Linked DNA regions of Homo sapiens: region 1 is linked to region 2. The links are chromatin loops, found by intact Hi-C in ENCODE. Cell type or tissue: HepG2. All regions are shown on one strand. Links, peaks and the distances in the headings refer to the core of each region. The heading gives the core; the rest is flanking DNA.

Region 1 (12,770 bases), core at 3,210-11,209, 48 kb before region 2:
AGTCAAGGTCTCACTCATGTCACCCAGGCTGGGGTGTAGTGATGGGATCACAGCTTATTGTAACCATGAACCATTGGGCTTAAATTATCTTCCCACCTCAGCCTCCCAAGTAGCTGCAATGTACCACCATGCCGAAGTTTTAAAAAATTATTGTAGAGTTGGGTTCTTTCTTTCTTTTCTTTTTTTCTTTTTTTCTTTTTTTTTTGAGACGGAGTCTCGCTCTATTGCCCAGGCTGGAGTGCAGTGGTACAATCTCAGCTCACTGCAACCTCCTCGATCTCAGCTCACTGCAACCGTGAAGTGATCTTCCTGCCTCAGCCCCCCTAGTAACTGGGATTACAGGCACACACCACCATGCCTGGCTAATTTTTGTATTTTTAGTAAAGACGGGGTTTCACCATGTTGGCCAGGCTGGTCTCGAACTCCTAACCTCAGGTGATTCACCCACCTCGGCCTCCCAAAGTGCTGGGATTACAGGCATGAGCCACTGCATCCGGCCAAGATGGGTTCTTTCTTAGGCTGGTCTTGAACTCCTGGCCTCAAATGATCCTCCCACCTTGGCCTCCCAAAGTGCTGAGACTACAGACCTGAGCCACTGTGCCCAGCCCCATGAAAGATGTTTAGATCAAATAAACTGATAAAGATATTGATAAAGATATGAGACAAACTACTTCAGCTTTGTGACCTGCAAATCCCCTTTTATAATCACCAGAGGTGCCTGTAGTCAGAAAAAGTCTAAATAAATACTAATGACATATGAAAACAAAGTCCAACCAAAGTTCTAGGTTTGAACATGAATGGAGGCATGGCAGGACACAGAAAGTGAAAGCTTGTCCTAGATATTGTCTTATTCATGGGAAGGATACAGGTAGTGTTTGATTCTAGGTATTGATTGAAAAAATATATTAAAATATATATAAAGTTAAGGGTATGTTAGTAAGGATAGGTTAGGTGATGTTGCATTAACAGCTCCCAAATTTTAATTACTTTCAACAACATAGGTTTATTTGTGCCCATGCAGTTTGCCTTTGGCAGATTGGCTAGAGGCCCCTATTCAACATCAACCTCAATCTGGAAGCGAGGCTGGTGGAACGTCACTATTTGGAACATTGCTGGTTGCAGTGTCCAAGGAAAGACAGTATGATGCAGCATATATTGTGACTTAAAGCTTCTGTCTAGATGTGACATATGTCACTTCTGTTCACATTTCTTTGGCCAAAGAAAGTCACATGGTTATGCCTGAGTTCAGCAGACCAGGGAAGTGCAGAATTGCCATTTGCCATGAGAAGAGAGGGAAGCAAATGTATGTCAACAACTTTAATAGCTACAAAACTACCTGGAAAGAGGGAATGGAATTTTTAGGTCCAACAAGACGGGAAAGAAAAAGAAACAAGCTACATAGAAATAAAAAATCCACAATATAGCAAGATCAAGTTTTTTACTCATAATAAACATGAACAGGTTAAATTCTGGAATCCTTAGGCTTGAGTAAAAACATGAAATCCCACTGTGTGCTATTTGCAAAATCTAAAACGCTGTCATAGATTATAAAGAGATGAACAAAAATATACCAGGCAGATGCTAAAGAGTAAATGTGGCTGTGTTAGCTGCAGACTAAATAGAACCCAAGGTGAAAATTGGTAAAGGGGACAAAAGCTTCTTTTGGCTGATAAGTACAGTGTTGCAGAAGATTTTTTAAAAAAATATATCTGCAATTTAAAAACTTGATGTTAGGCCGGGCGCAGCGGCTCACGCCTGTAATCCTAGCACTTTGGGAGGCCGAGGTGGGTGGATCACCTGAGGTCAGAAGTTCAAGACCAGCCTGGCCAACATGGCAAAACTCCGTCTCTACTAAAAATACAAAAAAAAAAAAAAAAAATTAGCTGGGTGTCATGGCGCATGCCTGTAATCCCAGCTACTCGGGAGGCTGAGGCAGGAGAATCGCTTGAACCTGGGAGGCGGAGTTTGCAGTGAGCTGAGATGGCACCGCTGCACTCCAGCCTGGGCCATAGAGGAGACTCCGTCTCAAACAAACAAAAACCTTCATCTTAAAATTATAGGGTAAGAATTTAGAAATACAAGGAAAAATGGCCAGCCAGTTATAACAAGAAGCTTTAAGACATCTCTTTTCAGAATCAGTGGATCGACTGCTGCACACACACTAGAATGGCTAACATTTTGAAATGCTGATAAATATGCAGAGCAACTGGAGTTCCTCACAGCTGGTAGGAATGCAAAATGACTCAGTCACTCAAAACAGTTTGGCAGATTCTTTAAATGCTAACATACACATACCATATGACCAAGCAGTCCCACTCCTGGGTATTTAGAGAGATGAAAACTTAGTTCACACAAAACCTGTGCGTGGATATTTATAGCAGCTCCATTCATAGTGACCAAGATGTCTTCCAACAGGTGAATGGATAGCGATGTATCCATATGGTGGCAAACATGCCACAATTCGGATGAATCTCAACATCATATGCTGAGTGAAAAAGCCAGTCTCGGAAGGCTACATTCTGTATGATTCCATTTATATGGCATTCTTGAAAAGACAAAACTATAGTGACAGAACAGATTGGAGATTGCCAGGTGTTGGGGTTGGGAGGAGTTGATTACAAAGAGGCTGTACAAGGGAGTTTGTTTGTTTGTTTGTTTTGGTGATGAACAGTTCTGTATCCTGATTGCGGTGGTGGTAACGTGAGTCTATACATATGTTAAAATTTATAGAACTGCATACTCTCAAAAAAATTAGTTTTACTCTATAATAATATTAGAGCTTAAAAAATTCATCCCTCTTGCCCATCAGTAGATCAGGATATGAAGGATACCATTGAACATAAATATTTTGTATCCATGATGAATACAAAGTATATTCTCCTGGAAAACCAATAGAACATTCATATAAATGATTCCTATGAAGGTAAAAAACTTACAAAATTCAAAGATCATACAGATCATGTGCTCTGTATAATGTAATAATAGTAACAAAAGGCCTGTCCACTTGGAAATTTTTAAATGATCTTCTAAATAACTCATTTAAAGGAGAAATCAAAATAAATTGCAAATTATTTAGAATTAATAAAAACTTCTCTAAAGCTGAGGAATTCTACCAAAGAGGTGTTAGAGGAAATTGTATAGATTTTGATTTACTTTCCAGGAAGAAAGAAGACAAAAGAGATGAATTAAACATTTAAAGCTAAGAAAGAGATAAACCAAAAGAAAGGTGAGGAATTGGTAAAAGCAGAAATGAATAAAATAGCAAATTTTGATCAGTGAAACACAGGTTTTTAAAAATGAAAGATAAACCTTTGTAAAATATGATAAAGAAAAAAAAGCAAGAAGTAATTAACAAAAATTGCCAGCATTAGGAATAATTTTAGAAGGATACCTACAACTAGAAGAGATATTTTTAATTATGAGCACTTTTATAATTTACTATAAATAATTGTGTAGTGTTAAACCAATAAATTTGAAAGACTAGATGAAATGTGACTGTTTAAAAATATGGATTGTAAAAATTGATAAAAAATAGAAAATGTAAATAAACGAAACATCTTAGGAGAAATTGAAAAAATAGGACAAGAACTTATTTTTAAAAAGAGGCCAGGTGCGGTGGCCCATGCCTGTAATACCAGTACTTTGGGAGGCCGAGGTGGGCGGATCACCTGAGATGAGGAGTTCAAGACCAGCCTGGCCAACATGGTGAAACCCCGTCTCTACTAAAAATACAAAAATTAGCCGGGCTTGGTGGCGGGCACTTGTAATCCCAACTACTCAGGAGTCTGAGGCATGAGTGTCGCTTGAACCTGGGAGGCAGAGGTTGCAGTGAGCTGAGGTCACACCGTTGCACTCTAGCCTGGGAGACAAGAGGGAAACTCTGTCTCCAAAAAAAAAAAAAAAAAAATACAGTTAGAAAAACTTTAAAGGGGCCAGGTGTGGTGGCTCATGTCTGTAATCCCAGCACTTTGGGACACCAAAGTGGGAACATTGCTGAGACCAGCAGTTTGAGACCAGCCTGGGCAAGACCTCATCTCTACAAAAATTAAAAAACAAAACAAAACAAAAAAACCCAAAACTTAGCCAGGCATGGTGGTGCGTGCATGTAGTCCCAGCCACTCAGGAGGCTGAAGTGGGAGGATCGCTTGAGGCCGGGATTCGAGGCTGCAGTGAGCTGTGATCATGCCACCACTGCTCTCTAGCCTGGGCAAGAGTGAGACTCCGACTCAAGAAGAGAAAAAGAAAAACCTTCCAGGGGCACATTTATTTGTAAACCATTCCAGAGGATAGAAAAGAGATGTAAGGCTCCCTAATTCATTCCATACGGTTAGCGTAATCCTTATAGCAAACTGCACAAATAAAACACAAGGAAAACTAAACCAAATTCAATTAATGTAGGTGCAAAAAATCCAAAATAAAACTAGCAGTTTGAATTCAGCATTGTAGCAAAAGATATATCATTTTCAAGGAAGATTTGTACCAAAACATGCAAGATTGAGTGAAGAGTAACTCACTGTAGCTCACTAAATTAACAGATTAAAGAAGTATAGTCATCTTCACAAGCTGAAAGAGTATGTGATAAATTCAACATCCTCTGGTATTCTTAACAATCTCGAAATAGAAGGAAACTTCCTTAGCTTAGCTTCTTGGCTTCATTAAATATACCTAACAGAAATCCACAGGAAACAAACTTGGTGAAAAGTTTTTGCTAAGATAAAAACGGTACTAAAAAGTACACATTTTGGGAAATGAGACAAGGCTCTCGTTATTTGTAAATATGGGGTCTTTTTTTTTTTGGACAAAAAACCCCCTGTGATGATCTACTGGCATGCTATTACAGCTAATAAAGCTGAATAAGGAGGCTGTGCACAACACCAACACACCGGTATGAAAAGTGTGTACACCAGCAATAACCAATTAGAAAATGTATGAGGAAATAGACTCTCATCCACAATAGCTGCGAGAAGTAAATATTATCTAGAAATAAGATTAACAAGAGAAATGTAAGGCCTATATAAATAAAAGGATAAATCTATGCTAGAGGGTATAAAAGAAACACAAAAATAGAGGTATGCCATGTATAAGACCCAACATAATAAATAGTTCTACCAAATTAATTTATAAATTCAAAGCAATTTCATATAACCACAGTAAAGCTTTTTAAATGGATGTAATAACCTGATTATAACATTAATCTGAAAGTCATCAGGCATAAAGCAATTTTGATTACATCTCAAAACAATCCATGGAGTTAGGGTAAATGTGCTGTTCACACAGGAATAATCACAGGTATAGAACCGAGAACCTAGGAACAGAGCAATGTATATATATATGTATTTAAAAAATGGCATCACAAGTCAGTAGAGAAGGGTTTGAACTATTCAGTAAATGATGTTGAGGTTATTTACTACTTTTTCTTATTTCATATCATGGATGAAAAAAATCAAGATGAATTAAACATGGAAATTAAAAATAACTAGAAGAAAATACTGGAAAAAAATTGTAATAAATGTGTAAGAAAGGCATTCCCAACCAAGACACAAAACCCAGTAGCCATGAAAAAAAAGATAGATTTGACTACATTTTTAAAAAGTAAAACCTTTCACTTTTTACAAAACTTTGATAAAATTAGATTTCATAAATAAAGGAGTGGGAAAATACATGTAATAGAACAGAAGATTTAAGATAATATAAAGAGCACCTACAAACAACAAAAATTGGACAAAGGCTATAAAAATATTTTATAAATAAGAAATACAGACTATAAACATAAACTTTCAACCTCGTAAGCAATCAGGAAAATTAAAGTTAAAATGAGATACTATTTTTCAATACATTGAAATGGCAGATTATTAAAGATTGGTGATAGTGCTGGAGATAATGTGAGGAAAGGAGTATTCTCAGTCATTGTAGAAATTGATACAGCTTTTGGATGGACAGTTTGACAGTGTGTATCAACATGTGAAATGTCTCCAGCCTTTGATCTAATGACTAATTTTAGGCATCCAGCCTGAAGAAATATTCACACAAGTGCCCAAAGAGTCAGATACAAGACTGTGTGAAGTGTTTTTTGAGATAATAAAAAACTAGAAACAGCATAAATGTACAGAAATGCAGAAATTGTTGAATTAGTACATACCAATTTCTGACATATAACACTCTGCAGCAGATAAAGACAATAGCTCTCTAGTGTGGACATGAAAATATTTCTAAGACATTGACAGGACGAAGAAGTTGCACAGTAACCACGCACTCCTGTTTACATTTGTATAGTTAAAACTTGTTTACCTATACGTAGCATATATGCGTGTGTGCACCCTAGAAAAGAGTCTGTGATAACACATATCAAGCTATTGACAGCGGTTTTGTCTGCTGAAGGAGGAAAAAAGGGGGGCTTCTCACATTTTACTCCATTTAATTCTAGGTTGTTTGGTTTAAAAAAAAAGTTTTTATGTACAACAGACAATTTTTAAAATTCCTTTTCATCATAGAAAATGAAAATGTGTACTCTGTTATCCTTTACGCTCTGTCCATTTTTTTCTTCAAAAATGTGTCTGACCTATTATCAATGTGAATGAAAATGAGCTTTGCTACATAACCTCTTTTCAGAGCTTTGTATTCCTGAAGTGTTGGAGTCGCCTACATGGCATAGTCAAATGTTTTTAACTTAACCACAACCCACAGTAAAAATGAAGCTTTCTGCAAAGTTAAAAGTAGTAGTCCTGGCCCCACCTTCCTTGTGTGCACGTATAATTAATGGAAAATTGCATCAAACAACTCTGATTGTACTTCTAGTGACTAATTCATGTTCTGTTCTATTCCTTGCCTTTAAAGAAAATTATGTTGGCAACTCACGAAGTATGTTTCACAATCCACTAATGGGTAATGTCCTACTGTTTGGAAACACTGGCTAGAGTGTTTCAAACATCTGCTCTGTTTACCCCTGACAAAACTGCTACTCGTGGGGCAATGCAAGTCTTTCCCACATTTGTTTTATTTTATGGCTAAAAGTCATTTCTGCATTTGCAAATTACTTCCAAAGCCTACCTTCCTTGAGCTCTTTAACTCTCTATAGTCTTCTGGTAATTTTCTTTAGATTTCCCTTTTCAGAACCCTTTTGTGACACTGAAAACCTGAGTTTTCAAACTGATACATCTACCTGAGAATTTTCACATATAATTTGGTCAAAAAGTTAAAAAATAAGAAGACTTTGCCCTGTGACTGAGGTGCTCAGAAGGTATGGCTGGCTGCTCACAAAGGCACATAGTGAGTGATAGGGGCTGAAAGGGCTCAGAGAATGCCCGAGTTCTCTTAGTACAGTTTGTACATTTTAAACCACTGTGAACTGAAAAAAAAAAAAAAGGCAACCTTGGTAGTTTAGAAATAGATAAGGACCCACTTATAGATTAAATAATAATTAGCTTGTTCCAGAGAGACCAGTGAAGATTAGTTGGTTTATTTAATGTGTTAGAAAGATGGTCCTCAAAGTCCTTGAAATGTGAAGGCGGCTTTTATCTCCTTAAGAAAACAAGAAAACTCCACAAAATCTTGAAAGCTAGATAATCCTAGCTTAAATGATAAAATTTGAGTAGAGTTTGAAAACACTAAAATCAGTTTGCCAAATAACCAGCTCTAATTTCTTTATACCAAAGCCAAACTTCACCTAAATCTTACCTAAGAATTGAGTTCCTTATTGTAACCAGATAGGAGACACTTTTGTATATTATTCCAAATATTGCAAACCTACAAGGAGTAAAAGGTGTTATTATTTTAAAGAAGAAGGAATGAGGCCTGAGAGGTATTGATTCACTTGGTTGAGGGCTTCAAGTAGCACAAGGCAAAAGCAGGATTTGTTGACTTCCAAACCTGTTTTCTTCCTTCACCATGTGGCCTTTGCATCTTTCCCACACAAATATTATTCCACAAATATTTATTGTCACCAACTATAATAAAAGAACAGAACTATGTATCAGAGAGGCTGCAGGAGTGAGTTCTACCCAGGTCCACACTGCTGCTCACAGTCAAGTAAACTGCAGGCCGTTTTTGTGATGCCTGGCTGGAACGGCAAGTGAGGCATGGTATTCATTGGCTGGGCGCGGTGGCTCACGCCTGTAATCCCAGCACTTTGGGAGGCCGAGGCGGGCAGATCACGAGGTCCGGAGATTGAGACCATCCTGGCTAACACGGCGAAAACCCGTCTCTGCTAAAAATACAAAAAAATTAGCCGGGCGTGGTGGCGGGCGCCTGTAATCCCAGCTACTCGGGAGGCTGAGGCAGGAGAATGGCGTGAACCCGGGAGGCAGAGCTTGCAGTGAGCCGAGATCATGCCACTGCACTCCAGCCTGGGTGACAGCGAGACTCTGTCTCAAAAAAAAAAAAAAAATGGTATTCATTTTCTCTTCTTTAGGGACACCTAGGCTTATATCACTTTCTACAGTTGCTCTCTTTTCCAATTCCAATTTAGTTGGTATAACAATTACAAGTTTAAATTGGCTAATGCCTCAAAATGTTTTGTTATGGCTTTCCATTCCATTCATTTTTGTTTTTGAAAAATTAAATATTTAAAAATATTAAATAACTTTTCGCTGAAATCAGTCTTTTTTTTTTTTTTTTTTGAGACAGTCTTGCTCTGTGGCCAGGCTGGAGTGCAGTGGCACGATCCTGGCTCACTGCAGCCTCCACCTCCTGGATTCAAGCGATTCTCCTGCCTCAGCCTCCTGAGTAGCTGGGACTACAGGTGCACATCACCACACCCAGCTAATTTTTGTATTTTTAGTAGAGATGGGGTTTCACCATGTTGGCCAGACTGGTCTCAATCTCTTGACCTTGTGATCTGCCTGCCTCAGACTCCCAGAGTGCTGGGATTACAGGCATGAGCCACTGTGCCCAGCCGGAAATCAGTTGTCTTATATGTGAAGTCCATAGTATTTAAGGCCTAGTGGTTGAATATAATAGACAAGCTACAGTGCGGTGTTTTCTCTCACTAATAAGAGTAGATTTGGGCCGGGCGCGGTGGCTCAAGCCTGTAATCCCAGCACTTTGGGAGGCCGAGGGGGACAGATCATGAGGTCAGGACATTGAGACCATCCTGGCTAACATGGTGAAACCCCGTCTCTACTAAAAATAGAAAAAATTAGCCAGCCGTGGTGGCGGGCACCACCATCAATTGCCTGTGATTTTGCCATGCTTTTCAAGTGATTGCTTTCTTAAAGAGGACCATGATGAAACTTTCCACAAATCTGAGTTAAATCATCTTCACAGTTTACAAAGGTTATAATCATTTAGGATTTCTCCATGTTTGTCATCAGGAAACTGTGATTTTTCTCTACCATAACAGGGTTCTTCCCCATCTGGCTATTCTATCTCACCTGTTCTCTCTAGAAGGAAAAGCCTCATGCCTTTGGCCTTAGTTGGAAAGCATTGGCCTTGCTGGTCCTTGGCCTCCTATATCTGTCATAGCTCTGCAGGCTGAAGCACTAGTGAGCCTCCTATCAAGAGAAACTCCCAGGGAAATGAGAAATAACTTCATTTCTCCAAGGACTTCACGGTCCCACGTGGACGAGGCAGGTGCTTGCTAGGGCTGGGGAAGTCTTACCTCAAAAGAGGCAGAGAAGCCTCTTGGGTTTACTTTTAATGGTTTTGAGAAGCAGCAGCTTCAGAGGAGAGCTACCCCAGCAGGAACACAGGCCTCAGCCAGCCCTGGACTTCTGCCAGGGTTGGGGAGGGCCCCACAGCAGCAGGACTGACTTCACAAGACTGGATTTCTCCCAGTTAAGTTCATAAGTCATGGACTCAGGACAGCTGCCCAAGATCTTGAGTGGCATTTTGGAGAGCCTGAAGCCAAGGTTCTTCTGCAGGGGACTGCAGCTGTGCAGAAGGAGTCAGAGTCTACCACCATTGCTAAATGAGCCCTCTGGCTGACCCCAAACCAAAAAAAAAAAAAATTGGACAGAATAAGTTTGGGACTTTTAATTTCTTTAGACCACAGTTTTCAAGAAAAATGCCTTTTTTTTTTAGACCTTAATACCTCCCTGAGAATTTAATAATGTGAAGTATTTCATATAGTTCAAATCAGGGCATTTTAATATTGCTGGCATTTATTATTTGGAGAAGTTTTATGCCTTCATTTGCGTTCACTGCATAATCTCCAGTGAGCTCTATTGAATGTCCTACCTGAGGAAATGTAAAATGAAGAACAGACTACGGAGTGAATTTCCAACCTATGGCATTTATGACCTTCAGTAAATGCAGCCAATGTTCTGTTCTTACCCATTTCAGAACCTTCAGGGTCCAATCACTGACCTCAGGAGGACTCCTGAAGGAGTCGTGATGATGGCCCGGAGCAGGCTTCCAGGTGAGGGGGAAGGCTCAGGGACACTCAGCACCCTTACCCAGGGGGAACAGCTGCATCTGGCTGTGCTGCGCCCTAGGGGTTAAGAAAGCCAAACGAAGCCAGCACACCAACCCTCCATGGCTCACACTTGGAATCTCAGCACTTTGGGAGGTTTAGGCATGTAGATTGCTTGTATCTAGGAGTTTGAGACCAGCCTAGGCAACATGGCAAGACCCTGTCTCTACAAAAAGTTTAAAAATGTACACGTGTACCTGTGTAACAAACCTGCACATTCTGCACGTGTCCCCGAACTTAAAGTAAATACAAATTTTAAAAATAATAATAAAAATTAGCCAGGCCTGGTGGTCCACGCCTGTAATCCTAGCTACTTGGGAGGCTGAGGTAGGAGGATCACTTGAGCCCGGGAGGTGGAGGTTGCAGTGAATGGTGATAGTACCATTGCATTCCAGCCTGGGCAACAGACCGAGACCATATCTCCAAAACAAAAACAAAAACAAAAACTAAGAAAGCCAAACATAAGCCAAACACTGGGGAGGCAAGGGAGAGGGACATTTCCCTCTCTCTTCAGATGTCAGCCTAAGTCCATAAAGATGAGTGTTGCCTTCCTCAGATGTTTTGGGGACTAAGCCTTCTTCTTTTCAGACTCCCTGTATCCTCGCAGGATGAAGGAGTGACTCATTCAGGCTGCTGAGATTGCTAAAGTCTCAATATGCAGACTGGCCTCCTTCCTCTGGTTCTCTTTTGGATCTTGCCTGTCCCCAAGTAGCATGCAGTCTTCCCTTTGGTCTTGTTCATTTTCTGTAGTTGATTCATGGGGGCCTTCTCTGCCTCTGTTGCAAGGCAGGACATAGCAGGCTTGTCACTGCCTTGTAAGTAAATTCCATTTGCTGGGGGAAGAGGAATGGGAAGACCAACCTGGATTTGGCTTCCAGTCACAGTCTCCAATCCACCTTAAAAAGGACTGAAGCTGCTATTACCATCTTTATTTGAGTCTATTGTGCTGCTGTGAACAGGTTTCAGTTGAATTCAGAACTTTAGAGGGGACCTTAAAGTCCCCTCTAAATTAGTATTAATTAGTACCCTAAACACTCAACATGGATCATCTTCCTTCACATGTCAAGAAATATGACAGTGACTGGGCATGGTGGCTCACTCCTGTAATCCCAGCACTTTGGGAAGCAGAGGCAGGTGGATCACTTGAGCCCAGGAGTTTGAGACCAGCCTGAGCAACATGGCAAAACCCCGTCTCTACAAAAAACACAAAAATTAGGAAGGTCTGGTGGCACACACCTATAGTCCCAGTGTGTCCGGAATTGGTTCCTTCTGGTGGGTTCTTGGCCTCGCTGACTTCAAGAATGAAGCCGCGGACCCTTGCGGTGAGTGTTACAGTTCTAAAAGATGATGTGTCCGGAGTTTGTCCCTTCAGCTGTTCAGATGTGTCTGGAGTTTCTTCCTTCCAGTGGGTTCGTGGTCTTGCTGACTTCAGGAATGAAGCTGCAGACCCTTGCAGTGAGTGTTACAGTTCTTAAAGATGGTGTGTCCAGAGTTTTTTCCTTCAGCTGTTCAGATGTGTCTGGAGTTTCTTCCTTCCCGTGGGTTCATGGTCTAGCTGACTTCAGGAGTCTCACTGACTTCAGGAGTGAAACCACAAAGCTTCGCAGTGAGTGTTACAACTCTTAAAGGTGGCTCACCCAGAGTTGTTTGTTCCTCCCGGTAGGTTCATGGTCTCGCTGACTTCAGGAATGAAGCCGCAGACCCTCGCAGTGAGTGTTACAGCTCTTAAAGATGGTGTGTCCGGAGTTTGTTCCTTCAGCTGTTCAGATGTGTCTGGAGTTTCTTCCTTCCAGTGGGTTCATGGTCTCGCTGACTTCAGGAGTCTCGCTGACTTCAGGAGTGAAGCCGCAGAGCTTTGCAGTGAGTGTTACAACTCTTAAAGGTGGCTCGTCCAGAGTTGTTTGTTCCTCCCGGTGGGTTTGTGGTCTCACTGACTTCAGGAATGAAACCGCAGACCCTCGCGGTGAGTGTTACAGCTCATAAAGGTAGTGCGGACCCAAAGAATGAGCAGCAGCAAGATTTATTATGAAGAGCGAAAGAACAAAACTTCCACAGTGTGGAAGGGGACCCAGGTGGGGTTGCTGCTGCTGGCTCCAGTGGCCAGCTTTTATTCTCTTATTTGGCCCTGCCAACGTCCTGCTGATTGGTCCATTTTACAGAGTGCTGATTGGTCCATTTTACAGAGTGCTAATTGGTGCATTTACAAACCTTTAGCTAGACACAGAGTGCTGATTGGTGCGTTTTTACAGAGTGCTGATTGGTGCATTTACAAACCTTTAGCTAGACACACAGTGCTGATTGGTGTGTTTTTACAGAGTGCTGATTGGTGTGTTTGCAAACCTTTAGCTAGACACAGAGCGCT
Region 2 (12,770 bases), core at 3,135-11,134:
AAAGATTTCATAGCCAAGGGCTAAAGAATGTGGCATGAGCCTGGAAAAGGGGGATACTCTTTGGTTGGAGTGAAGAGAGGGCTTTTGCATGAGCTTATTATGAGCCCTGGTCATGAGTGGAATTAGGCAGAGAAGAGGGCAGAAGTACTTTTAGAAAGGTTAGAATCATCCCCGCAAAGGCACTGAGGGAAGAGTGTACAGTGTGTTTGGGGAGCAGAACATGGGCTGCTTGAAGGGCATGGTTTATGCTGGGATTGGGAAGAAGGTCCGTGGAAGTGTGTGAGGGCGTGTTTAGTCCACCTATTTATTCATTCATTCATCTACTCACCCACCCATCCACCCACCTACCCATCTATCCATCCACTCATTCACTCATTCATTCATTCATCCATCTGTCTACCCATTCATCTATACATTCATCCACTCATCCACTCATCCATCCACCATTGACCCACCCATCCATCTATTCATCTACCACCTGCCTACCTATCCATCCATCTACCCACTCACTCATCCATCTATCCATCCATTACCCACCCATCCTTCCACCCACCTATTCACCCATCTACCCATTCACCCATCCACCCATCTATCCACCCGCCCATTCATTCACCCATCCACTCATCCAGACATCCATCTGTCCACCCATTCATCCATCCATCCATTCATCCATCCACTCACCTACCCATCCACTCATCCATCAATCTTCCATCCATCCATCTATCCATCCATCCATCCATCCATCTGCCCACCCATCCATCCATTCACCCACCCATCCACACACCCACCTATCTATCCATCTACCTACACACCCACCCATCCATCTATCCATCCATCACCCACCCATCTATTCATTCACCCTTCCACCTATCTACCCATCTATCTATCCATCCATCCATCCATCCACTCATTCATCCACCCGCCCACCCACTCATCTGTCCATTCACCCTTCCACCTATCCGCCCATCTATCTACCCACTTGTCCATCCATCCATCCATCCACTCATCCATTCTCCCACCCACCCATCCACCCACCCACCCATCCATCTATCCATCTGTCCATCCATCCAACCGTCCATCCATCCATAAAATGGCTCCTGAGGACCTGCTCTGTACACTAGCCTTGTTCTAGGCTCCTGGAAGACCGAGAAGAATAAATCATCTTCCCTGGCTCCCTAAAAAGTGCTGAGAACCTGAATGTGAGTAAAAGCACTTGGTGGGTATAGTGGACGGGAGACCAATTTTTCTATTAGCTTTTAGCTCTATACATTTCTCAGGAGATGTGTAGACATGATGTTAGAGGACAGAAAGAACGGTGATACCACTGGGAAAAAAATTAAGGGCATCAGGAACAAAATAAGAAAGCATAGAAGGAATTCTGGGACTCTCCTGAATCCCCCCCCGCCACGCCTAGGTCCTTTAACTCCAAGCACTAAACCTGGGCCTCTCCCAGAAGGCAGCCTGCCAAACTAATGTGGCAGGCAGGTCATCTCCTGGGCAGGTCATCTCCTGGGGAATCTGGTCATCCTTCACACCCAGAGCTCTTCACTCATTTCTGAACTGCCTTGACCCAGGACTTCCAGTCCTTTTAAGAATAAACCTCTTTCTAGGAACTCCCACCACCCCCTCAGTTGCCTGCCTGGAAAGCGTCATCCCAGGCACTTGGTGTTCTGTGGGACCTTGTTACTGGAGTAGAGAGGAGGCTGTACTCTGTCTCTCCTCTGTTTATAGCTGGAGACTCCCAGGCTGTGCCTGAACTCACTTAGATTTTCAGGAAATTCTTCTTTTCTTTGGAACTATGGAAATAGTTGAGCAACATGGCCCCATGGGAGGTGGCCACTTTTAAAGAGGAATACCTAGAATTAGAATTTGCAATTTACCACCACCTTTGCTCCTCATTTTTGTCTCTGAGAAGATGCACCCCCTCCCCACTTCCATGCCCCCTGACTCGTAAACCAGCTCCTTAACATAGTTCCAGGTTGTTTGCTGGGGGTTTCACCAGCCCTGCCAGTGACCTTGGCAGGGAATTCTGGGACTAGATAAGACAACCATCGAAGCCTCCAAGTTGATTCCATAGCCCAGTCACCCACACTGTGCTGACTGACCCCATGTTGAGCCCACGTGGGCCGTTTAGCACCTTGGGCTTAGAAGCCCCATTTTGCCACGGTGGTGCGTGTGACCTCGTGCAAATGACCTAACTGCTCTAAGCCACAGTTTTCTCATCTGTACAATGGAGGTAATGATACATACTTCTTAAAATTGTCAAGAGAATTAAAAGGAAATGCTTCTGAATCAAGAATATATAATATAAGGATTGAGAGCATTTTTACATTAAGGATTGAGGACTCTTGTGCTGGTTAATTTGTATAAAGTGCTAGAAACAGTGGTTGGCACACAGGAAGCATTCCTTGCATGTTAGCTCTTAATATCATTATTTGTGGTTATTGTTATATAAAGCAATTATGATATTCCTGACACACAGTGCTTATATAAGCTTATGTAATATAATTAATTATATAAGTATATAATATATATTAATTTTATTATATAAGGATGTCCAAGTGACAGATTCCATGTCTGGATCTGAGGTCACCTTTATCACCTTATGTGGGTACCAGGCCTTAGGAAAGAGAAGGAGGCACGTGATGGGTCTAGCGAAGACCCTAAAATAAAATGAAGCAGGCAGAGTCCTAGGCACCTTACACATGTGAATGCATTTTGTTGTCATCACAACCCTGTGAAGTAGACATTGAGCCTATGCAGCAGAAGCACAGATAGGACAAGGATGCAGCTGGAAAGTGGGACCAGCCAGGCTACGAACATGGGGGTGGAAGGCTCATTCCAGAACCTCTGCTGCTGTCTATGTCCAGGAGTGCAGAAGGCCTTAAACATACAACTCAAGCTATAAAGTAAAAGAATGACGTATTTAATTACATGAAAATTTTAAAATTTTATATGGCTTAAGACATCATAAACAGAATCAAAAATGACAGAATGAGAAAGATTTTGTAGTATATTAAACATAAAGGTTACTATCCTTAATTTAGGCAAGAACCCACAGATGAATGAAAAAGGATAAGGAAATAAAAGTGGGGGTGTGGTGGTTGCTAACAGTATGAGGAAACAACTCAGAAGAAATGCAAGCTGCCTCATAGACAAATGGAAAGATGCCACCTTCATTAGTTCCTTAGGAAATGCAGATTAAACCCATGAGATATGTTTTGCCTTTCATCTGCATACATTAAAAGGATTGATAACATCTGGTGCCAGCAAGGGCATGCACTTTTGGTGAGAGTATAAATCTGGACAAATTTGGAGCAAAGATTGCAGCGCTCATTATAATTCAAAACTTACATGGGCTTTGACCAAGGATTTTGATGTCTACAGATTTACCCTTCCCCAGCACTCTGCCTGGGTACAGTGGTGTGCACAAAATTAGGGACCAGCAAGTCCAATGTAAGATGTAATGGTGGAAATATGCAGTTGTGCCCATCAGTAGGGGTCTGATGAAAACAATGAGGATCTGTGGGTAATATGGAATGACTGCATTGAGAAGGATGAAGCGGGTCTCTTAGCAGACATGGGAAGATGACTGTGTTATGTCATCAGACCAAAAGGAGCAAGAGCAAGTGTAGGAAAAGACAAATCTATTAGTCTTTAAAAACTACAACAAGGCCAGGGACAGTGGCTGATGCTTGTAATCCTAGCACTTTGGGAGGCCAAGGTGGGAGAATTGTTTGACCCCAAGGAGTTTGAGACCAGCCTGGGCAACATAGTGAGACCTCGTCTCTACAAATAATAATAATAATAAAAAATTAGCCGGGTGTGGTGGTACATGCCTGTAGTGCCAGCTGCTTGGGAAGCTGAGGCGGGAGGATCGCTTGATCCCAGGAGGTCAAGGCTGCAGTAAGCTGAGATTGGACCACTGCACTCCAGCCTGGGTGACAGAGTGAGACCCTGTCTCAAACAAAAACAAAAACAAAACTACAAGAGTTATATATACATACATATTTACACATAGACACACATACATGTATACATGCATATGCACACAGACGTACATGTGTATATCTAAAATGATCTTCAGGAATGCACAGCAGACCATTAGGGTAGCCACCTCTTGTGGGAAGAGGGGTGGCAGATCTTCATATTTTTATTCTAGATTTTCATAATCATGTACAAATTTAAAATTAATTTTTTGTTGACAAAACCAGGCAGTAAGGAGAGGCCTACATAGGGTTGCATTTGGTAGGCTTCTCTTCACATACTCTTCTTTCTCATTCCCTGTGTATCTGACACATCCTTTCAGAGGGGCCTGACTGTGGAGTGATGTTTCTTCACTGCCTGCTCATCTCCTGTGACTTTCTTGCGTTCCCTTCTGAGCCTTACCACCTTCGTGGGATGGGTGTCCCTGGCTGAAGGTGTACCTCTGCCATGTTCCCCTCCTCCAGTACCTTGGAAAGTCCCGGTGTGTCCCTGAGCAGCGTGTCTCCGAGGGGACTGTCTGGAACTCTCATCCCCACAATAGGAAGGGTTTTTCAGTCATGGGGGAACACTGCGTTCCTGTCTGACCTCCTGGGGTTCCTCATTTACGTGGTCGGTGAGCTGTTGAGAGGCTTCAGGAAGTCAGGAGTGAGGAGGTCTGCCTAGCTCTGTGAATGCAGCTTTCCTAAGTTTCTCTGGCCATGGAACCACTTTCCCAGAATGCCTGTTGACATCTTCGTGCTCCACCAAGATGTTGGGAAGTGCGGCTCTTTCCCTGGTTCCCACTTGGACTTTCTCCTTAAATCTTTGCAGCCCTGGGATTTCCAGCTGGTTCCATGCCCATCCATAGCCCACATAGCCTCTCAGTCTGCCTTGGCCCCTTCTCCTACCTCGGCCCTCAACCCATTCAAACAACAGACCTGGTCACCTCTGAAATTTGGTGTTAACTCCAGGGATTGATTGCTCACTGGGGAGCAGGGGCTAGATCCAGCCCACAGTGGTGCTTGACGGGGTCACCCATGTTTAAAAACACAACTTGAGCCAATATTGGGCTCTTGGAAGATACTTAGAGATCTGGTTTCTTATTCCATAATCCATGTGCCTGTGAAAATGGGAAAAAGAAACTTTGACAGGGATAGCCATATGTTTCAGGAAAAAAAAAAGGGAGAGCCTCTTTTTCAGACTAGTCCTCCACGTTTAAAATGTGAGAGAGCTTGTTTGCACCTTCCACACCGGCCCGTCCTACTCATTTATGTGAGTGGTGCGGGGACATGCTGGCTTAGAGTTTGCCGCCCATGCTTGAAGCTCCTCGGTGCCGGCACCTTGGTACAGGCCCTAGTTCTTTTGACCTAGAAAGCTTTTTTTTTGTTTGTTTCCAGCCATTTCCTTTTTTTAATTTACAGTTTGCGTTCAGTGCAAACCCATAGCATGAGACATTACTATGAATCAAAATGTAAATACACAAACACAATATAGAATCCAAAACAGAGGTGCAGCTTTCAGGAATGAAGCAGAAGACAGGTTCATTCACATGCACAGTAGCTTCAGGGCTGTGTGATCTGGTTGTTCCCATGTAGCTTCCTAAAGATGGAAAAAAATGATTTTGGTCATCAAGACTACTGTGGCCATATTAGATACTGGAACCGTAGAAAGTTCTTCATAAGAGCTTTCCAGCAGGTCTGTGCGTTCCCAGTTTCTTCACCCCCCAGTCTCTCCTCTGTGTGCTGTAATTATTTTTCTAAAACACAGACCGCATTTTGTTGTGGATTACTCCTCATTGCTCAAGGATCCAGTCCAGTTCCCAGCAGGGCACTCCACAGCCCCGGCCCTGTAGGTCTTCCAGCCACCCCAGCCAGGAAGCCAGTGCTCCAGTTAAGTCAGCAGACTTGCCGGAAGCCTTTGTGCCTTTGCAGATGCAGCTGTCTGCCAGATGCCCTTTCTTCTCATCTGTTGGAACCATGCCTTGTCCCCTCCCCTGAAACCTGTCAACCTTGCCGCTGCTGAATTCCTTATCTGGCTTCTCTGCCTTTGCAGCCCTTGGCTGTTACAGCACTTCCTACGTATAATTGTGATTCCCTCCGGAGCCATCTCTCTGTAGATTGGAAGCAGTTAATTTCCCTTAATCTTTTTTTCTCCCCCCAGCCCCATACTAGAGACACTCTCCCATGGGTAGTGCATAAATATTTGTTGCATGACAATTTAGTCTTTAATTTCTCACTTTTATGACATTATTGCTTTGTGATATCTTCTACTTTCATGATAGGATGGGTAAATTGCAGGGAGAGGAACTGTAAATACGGATGCTTAATTCTTCCTGCTTTCAATTTTTTTCTGTTAAGTTAAATGTGCTTTTTGTTGCTCCACCTCTCTGATTGGAGCCTCACATTGGGAGCCTGAGGCAGTGGAATATCAAAAGAGGGTAGCCGTTGAATGTTTATTTTCAATGTCAGCCGTGAAACCTACCACTTCGAATAGTGGGGCCTGGAATTCAGGCTCAAAGTCTTTTCCCCATATTTGTTTCCCCCTTTGGCCTCTCTTTTGCTTGAAGCTGTGTACTAGACTCTCATTAACTTTAACAAGAATTACAGATGTGCCCTCAGGGGGCCTCTCACACTGCCTTTATTTGCTGTAATTTTAATGAATTCCACCCGTAGAAGTGTAAGAATAAAAGAGGATATACTTGAGCAAAGGGAAAGAGAGGGTTATTACACATTGTACCTTTTTTTAAAAAAATTGCAGAGTAATGTCAGCTATTCTTCCATTTGTCTCCTTTGGTTGCCAGTGAAAAATAATTTTGGCTGCTTATTTTCCAAAGCAGAAACTGAAGTCAAACACGAACCTTTCCTAGACAAAAATTCACTCATAATCATTTTTGAGAGTCGATATGTACCTTATGCAAAGTGCTGGGAATAAAAAGATGAATTTATTCCCATAAATATGTACACCTACTATGTACCCAGAAAAATTTAAAATAAAAATTTTTAAAAAGATAGATGTATTAACAGGTACTTATATAGCATTTAATATGTTGCAGACATAGTTTTAAATTGTGTCAGTTATTTGTTTCTGCATCATAGAACACCTTAAAACTTAAGTGACTGAAAACAACCACCATTCACTTGCTCGTAGTTTTTTGGGTCAGCAGGTTGGGCTGAGCTCAGCTAGGGGGTTCTTCTGCTGGTCTTGGGATGCCTCATTCTACTGAAGTCGTCATCTGGTTATTCATTTGGAGCCAGATGGTCTACAGTGGTTTCACATATCTGGCAGTTGGTGCTGGCTGTTGGCTGGGACACTTATCTCCAGCACTCTAGCTCAAACATGCTTAAGTGACAGCAATATATATATATATATATATATTTTTTTTTTTTTTTTTTGAGACAGAGTCTTGCTCTGTTGCCCAGGCTAGAGTGCTGTGGCACAATCTTGGCTCACTGCAATCTCCACCTCCCGAGTTCAAGCAATTCTCCTGCCTCAGCCTCCTGAGTAGCTGGGATTACAGGTGTGTGCCAGCACGCCCAGCTAATTTTTGTATTTTTTTTTTTCAGTCGAGATGGGGTTTCACCATGTTAATCAGGCTGATCTCAAACTCCTGACCTCGTGATCCACCTGCCTCGGCTTCCCAAAGTGCTGGGATTATAGGTGTGAGCCACCGCGCTTGGCCATGACAGCAATATTTTAAGAGAGCGGGAGGAGAGGCTGTAAGGTCTTTTGAGACCTAGGCTTGGAAGGTGCAAAGAGTCTGTTGTAAACTCTTGGCCAAAGCCAGTCAAAAGGCCAGCCCAGATTCAAAAGATGGAAAACTAGATTCCACCTCTTCTTATTTTTAAATGGGCCACAAAAATTCTCTATAAAGACTGACTTATTTAATGCTTACAACAACTTGAGGTGGTTGAGGTAGGTTCCTCTATTATTCCCACTGTTCAGATGAGGAAGGTGAGGCATAGCAGAGAGGTTAAGTAACTTGCTCAGGGTCACACAGCTTGGGGCAATACACCATGGTAAGTCCTTTGGAAGTTGCTGCTCATTATTTTTGCCTTACAGCCACTATAGGACCAACTTATTATTTCTCTGCAGCCTTGCAGAGAAAGAGGTCACTCACATTTGCCGTGCAGCTGCCATGTGTTGGAAGCTTCATATATGTAGTACCACTAAACCGTCACAACTAGTCTGAAATGGAGATATTATTATTCCCAGTATTCAGGTGAGGAAACTGAGGCTGATGGAAATTAAGTACAAGTCATACAAGGGGATGATAACCCACTGTTCCATATGCAAGAGTTTGTTTTCCCTAAGTAAACAATAAATGTGCTGGGGCAGATTTTTTGTTTTTTGTTTTTTAAAAAATCTTCTGCTTGCATCTAGGAAGTGTTAAGAAAAAAAAATCTGTTGATTTGTTTATGACAACCCATACATTTCAGAAAAGTAGCTGGAATAATAAACATGTTTTTCAGTTGTCCAGTGGAGCCCCAAAATAGAAGCAAGATGAATATTCCATTCCGCATTGGCAATGCCAAAGGAGATGATGCTTTAGAAAAAAGATTTCTTGATAAAGCTCTTGAACTCAATATGTTGTCCTTGAAAGGGCATAGGTGAGTACATCTGCAATGCACGAGCTTGGCAAAGAATTAGCTTAGTTTTTCAAATGCAGAATAAAACAAATCTATAGGAGCCTGCTTAGCTTGGAGTAGCAGTTATGTAATTTGTTGGGCCAACCCAGCTGTTATAAGGATGTGCCTTCTTCCTGTTGTTTATGGAACCCTTTGCATAATTCCCCAGCTGAGAGTATAATGGAGCTCCATCTTCCATGAGGGTTTTGGCAAAATTACCTTTGAAAATCTCTTACACTGCTCGTATAGCACAGAGGTTGCCATTCCATCTCTGATGAGGCCAGCACCACTCTGTTCTGGAGGTAGAGAATCATTATTATTCCAACTGAACATCAAATTAGTAGCTAGTCTTGCATGCTCTATGAAAAATAAATGTCCTCACATGAGAATAGCAGCAGGGAATGTCCTCACATGAGAATAGCCCAGCCCCGATCTTGCTGGCACTGTCACGACAGGCTCATGAATGTTGAACAGAATCGCTATCTTCTTCCAACTTACCTTTTCTTCCCCACATCTTGCTTGCTTTCTTTGCCAAGAGTGAATAGTTCGAATGACTCTAAATGTGAGCATGGTGAACCTTCACAGCTTAAGGGAGAATTTTCTGATGACTGAGACGTGTGAAGCTCTGTGCCAGGTGTCGGGAGTTTTTAGGTAGGAGACCGGAAATGATGGTCTCAGGTGCTGCAACTCTCAGGAGCCAGTGGCTAGAAAAAGGTGTTTTGATGCGAAATTAGACGTTTTTGTTCTCAATGCCTGGATCTTTGGTCATTCTAGGTCTGTGGGAGGCATCCGGGCCTCTCTGTATAATGCTGTCACAATTGAAGACGTTCAGAAGCTGGCCGCCTTCATGAAAAAATTTTTGGAGATGCATCAGCTATGAACACATCCTAACCAGGATATACTCTGTTCTTGAACAACATACAAAGTTTAAAGTAACTTGGGGATGGCTACAAAAAGTTAACACAGTATTTTTCTCAAATGAACATGTTTATTGCAGATTCTTCTTTTTTGAAAGAACAACAGCAAAACATCCACAACTCTGTAAAGCTGGTGGGACCTAATGTCACCTTAATTCTGACTTGAACTGGAAGCATTTTAAGAAATCTTGTTGCTTTTCTAACAAATTCCCGCGTATTTTGCCTTTGCTGCTACTTTTTCTAGTTAGATTTCAAACTTGCCTGTGGACTTAATAATGCAAGTTGCGATTAATTATTTCTGGAGTCATGGGAACACACAGCACAGAGGGTAGGGGGGCCCTCTAGGTGCTGAATCTACACATCTGTGGGGTCTCCTGGGTTCAGCGGCTGTTGATTCAAGGTCAACATTGACCATTGGAGGAGTGGTTTAAGAGTGCCAGGCGAAGGGCAAACTGTAGATCGATCTTTATGCTGTTATTACAGGAGAAGTGACATACTTTATATATGTTTATATTAGCAAGGTCTGTTTTTAATACCATATACTTTATATTTCTATACATTTATATTTCTAATAATACAGTTATCACTGATATATGTAGACACTTTTAGAATTTATTAAATCCTTGACCTTGTGCATTATAGCATTCCATTAGCAAGAGTTGTACCCCCTCCCCAGTCTTCGCCTTCCTCTTTTTAAGCTGTTTTATGAAAAAGACCTAGAAGTTCTTGATTCATTTTTACCATTCTTTCCATAGGTAGAAGAGAAAGTTGATTGGTTGGTTGTTTTTCAATTATGCCATTAAACTAAACATTTCTGTTAAATTACCCTATCCTTTGTTCTCTACTGTTTTCTTTGTAATGTATGACTACGAGAGTGATACTTTGCTGAAAAGTCTTTCCCCTATTGTTTATCTATTGTCAGTATTTTATGTTGAATATGTAAAGAACATTAAAGTCCTAAAACATCTAAGCCCTTGTCAATGAATTTCTCTACCTGCTTTTTAGACAAATTGTTCTTTATGATGGGAAAGCTTGAGGTCTAAAAATAGCACCTGCTAAGGGTAATTTAGTTCAACCAAAGATCTAAGACTTAATTCTTGTGCATCCATTTAAAAAAATTCAACACGGTGTGGGAGCTTTCCATTTGCTTTTGGAATGGGCATTATCAGCAAACCACCTTCCATTGCAGCTGAAGGTGTAAAGTTCTTTTTTTTTAGATGGAGGCTCGCTTTGTCGCCCAGGCTGGAGAGTGTGGTGGCGCAATCTCGACTCACTGAAACCTCCCCTCCCAGGTTCAAGCAATTCTCCTGCCTCAGCCTCCCGTGTAGCTGGGACTACAGGTGCCAGCCACCATGCATGGCTAATTTTTGTATTTTTAGTAGAGACGGGGTTTCACCATGTTGGTCAGGCTGGTCTCGAACTCCCGACCTTAGGTGATCCGCCCACCTCAGCCTCCCAAAGTGCTGGGATTACAGGCGTGAGCCACCGTGCCCAGCTCTGAAGGTGTAAAGTTCTATGAGCTTTGTCCCATTTGCCCCAGAAACATGCCACTAGGACTGTTTTGAGCTATCTTCCTGGTTTATTTGATTGCATAATGAGGACTCCACCAGTGTCTTGTCCCATCTCTGCACTGGTTAGTTGGCTCCCCTGTTCAGGTCACAGGCTCCAAGGCTTGGTTCTGTCATCTGTAACAGGAGGGTTGAAATAACTCCCCCACCACTTACCTTAAGGATGTTTAAAAGTTTAAAACAAGGGCTCGATGCAGGATGTGAATAATAACCACAATGAAGTTTTAAGTAGCAAAAGCCAGGCAGTCCATGGATTCCAACTAAGTGTTCACACATAAAAGTCATGCTCAGAGTCAGCCTCCCCTCCTTCCTCACCCTTTCATATGTGGTTGCACATCCCTGTCATCTGTATCAGACCTGTGCTTCTCAAATATCTGCTAATTTTCATTCCATTGCCATGTCAGCTCTGCTATGTCAGCCCTCAGTGGATTATTCAGCAGTCTCTTCTCTGCCCCCATATTCCCCTCCCACCACAGCCAGTTGAACTATGACTTCCCCTTGTGCTCTTTGTTGATGCATACAAAGTCCAGTACTCCCAGCCTGGCAGTCAGGACTTTGTAGCATGGGACATGGCCTCTTGCACCTCTCCTGCATTTGTGATTCTTGGAAAGTGGCATGCATTTGCCCACACTATGACATAAGCCTGGAGTTTCTGTGCCCACTCAGGAAGACCAGATGACACCCGCCAACCTCTTCCTAAACTCATTTGTGTCCTTTCCATTGGGACAATGTTCTTTTCCTTTGTTTTCACCAGGGGGATCCTTTTCTCCCATTATACCATCTCTGTTTTGTTCTTTACTATGCCAAGGTGGCTGCATATGTGCCTTCCCCATACAGCAGCATGGAAAGAACGATGGTTCTCTACCTCAAGCACCTAGTGTCCTGCCTTGCCCTTCGAGGTGCCCAGTGAAGTCTGTTCTTTTTAGACACAGGGTCTCGCTTTGTCACCCAGACTGGAGTACAGTGGCGTGATACTAGCTCACTGCAGCTTCGACCTCCTAGGCTGAAGTTATCCTCCTGCCTCAGCCTCCCCAGTAGCTAGGACTACAGGTGTATGTTACTGTGCCTGGCTAACTTTTTAAATTTTTTTGTAGAGACAGGGTCTCGCTATGTTGCCCAGACTAGTCTTGAATTCCTGGCTGCAAGTGATCCTTTTGTCTTGGCCTCCCAAAGTGCTGGGATTGCAGGCAAGAGCCACTGCGTCTGGCTGAATGAAAAATCTTAATGTAGGTCACGTTGGTCTTTCTGAGTACCATAAACTGAGCTTGGAGTAAAGGCAGAGAGGTATGATCTGTCACATAACATGGACCTTTTGTTTTTTTTGATGGAGTCTGTCTCTGTTGTGCAGGCTAGAGTACAGTGGTGTGATCTTGGCTCACTGCAACCTCTGCCTCCTAGGCTCAAGTGATTCTCCTGCCTCAGCCTCCCAAGTAGCTAGGATTACAGGCACTTGCCACCACGCCTGGCTAACTTTTATATTTCTAGTAGAGACAGGGTTTTACCATGTTGGCCAGGCTGGTCTCGAACTCCTGACCTCAAGTGATCCACCTGCCTTGTGCTCCCAAAGTGCTGTGATTACAGGCATGAGCCACCACCACATACGTGGACTTTTAATATATATATTTTTTCAAGAGCTTAGTATCCAATTTCGTTTTCTACTAAAATGGTCAAATATGATTCTGTGGTTGAATGAG

The links. Hi-C counts contacts between places; a loop is a spot of excess contacts. Peaks named below come from ENCODE experiments on the same cell type or tissue, not always from the same donor. Only the 100,000 strongest peaks of a DNase experiment are listed, where the experiment ranks them.
Region 1: it touches region 2 in a loop (10-fold over the local background); 3 of 110 quality-filtered maps call a loop at or near these places.

What each region holds. Positions count from the first base shown.
Region 1 is chr9:78,271,719-78,284,488 of GRCh38, forward strand. It overlaps CEP78 (centrosomal protein 78), which reads left to right. Exons shown (of 17, transcript NM_001330691.3): 17 at 1-7,972. Among named protein-coding and RNA genes, the nearest start is that of PSAT1, 19 kb to the right of the region's middle. In HepG2, for the core only: no CTCF peak of the experiment used is centred there; DNase peaks (open chromatin) are centred at 6,893 and 9,713; H3K4me3 peaks cover 792 bases.
Region 2 is chr9:78,319,616-78,332,385 of GRCh38, forward strand. PSAT1 (phosphoserine aminotransferase 1) reads left to right here. Exons shown (of 9, transcript NM_058179.4): 8 at 8,436-8,573; 9 at 9,366-10,478. The coding sequence ends at 9,471. Among named protein-coding and RNA genes, the nearest start is that of PSAT1, 29 kb to the left of the region's middle. In HepG2, for the core only: no CTCF peak of the experiment used is centred there; no DNase peak of the experiment used is centred there.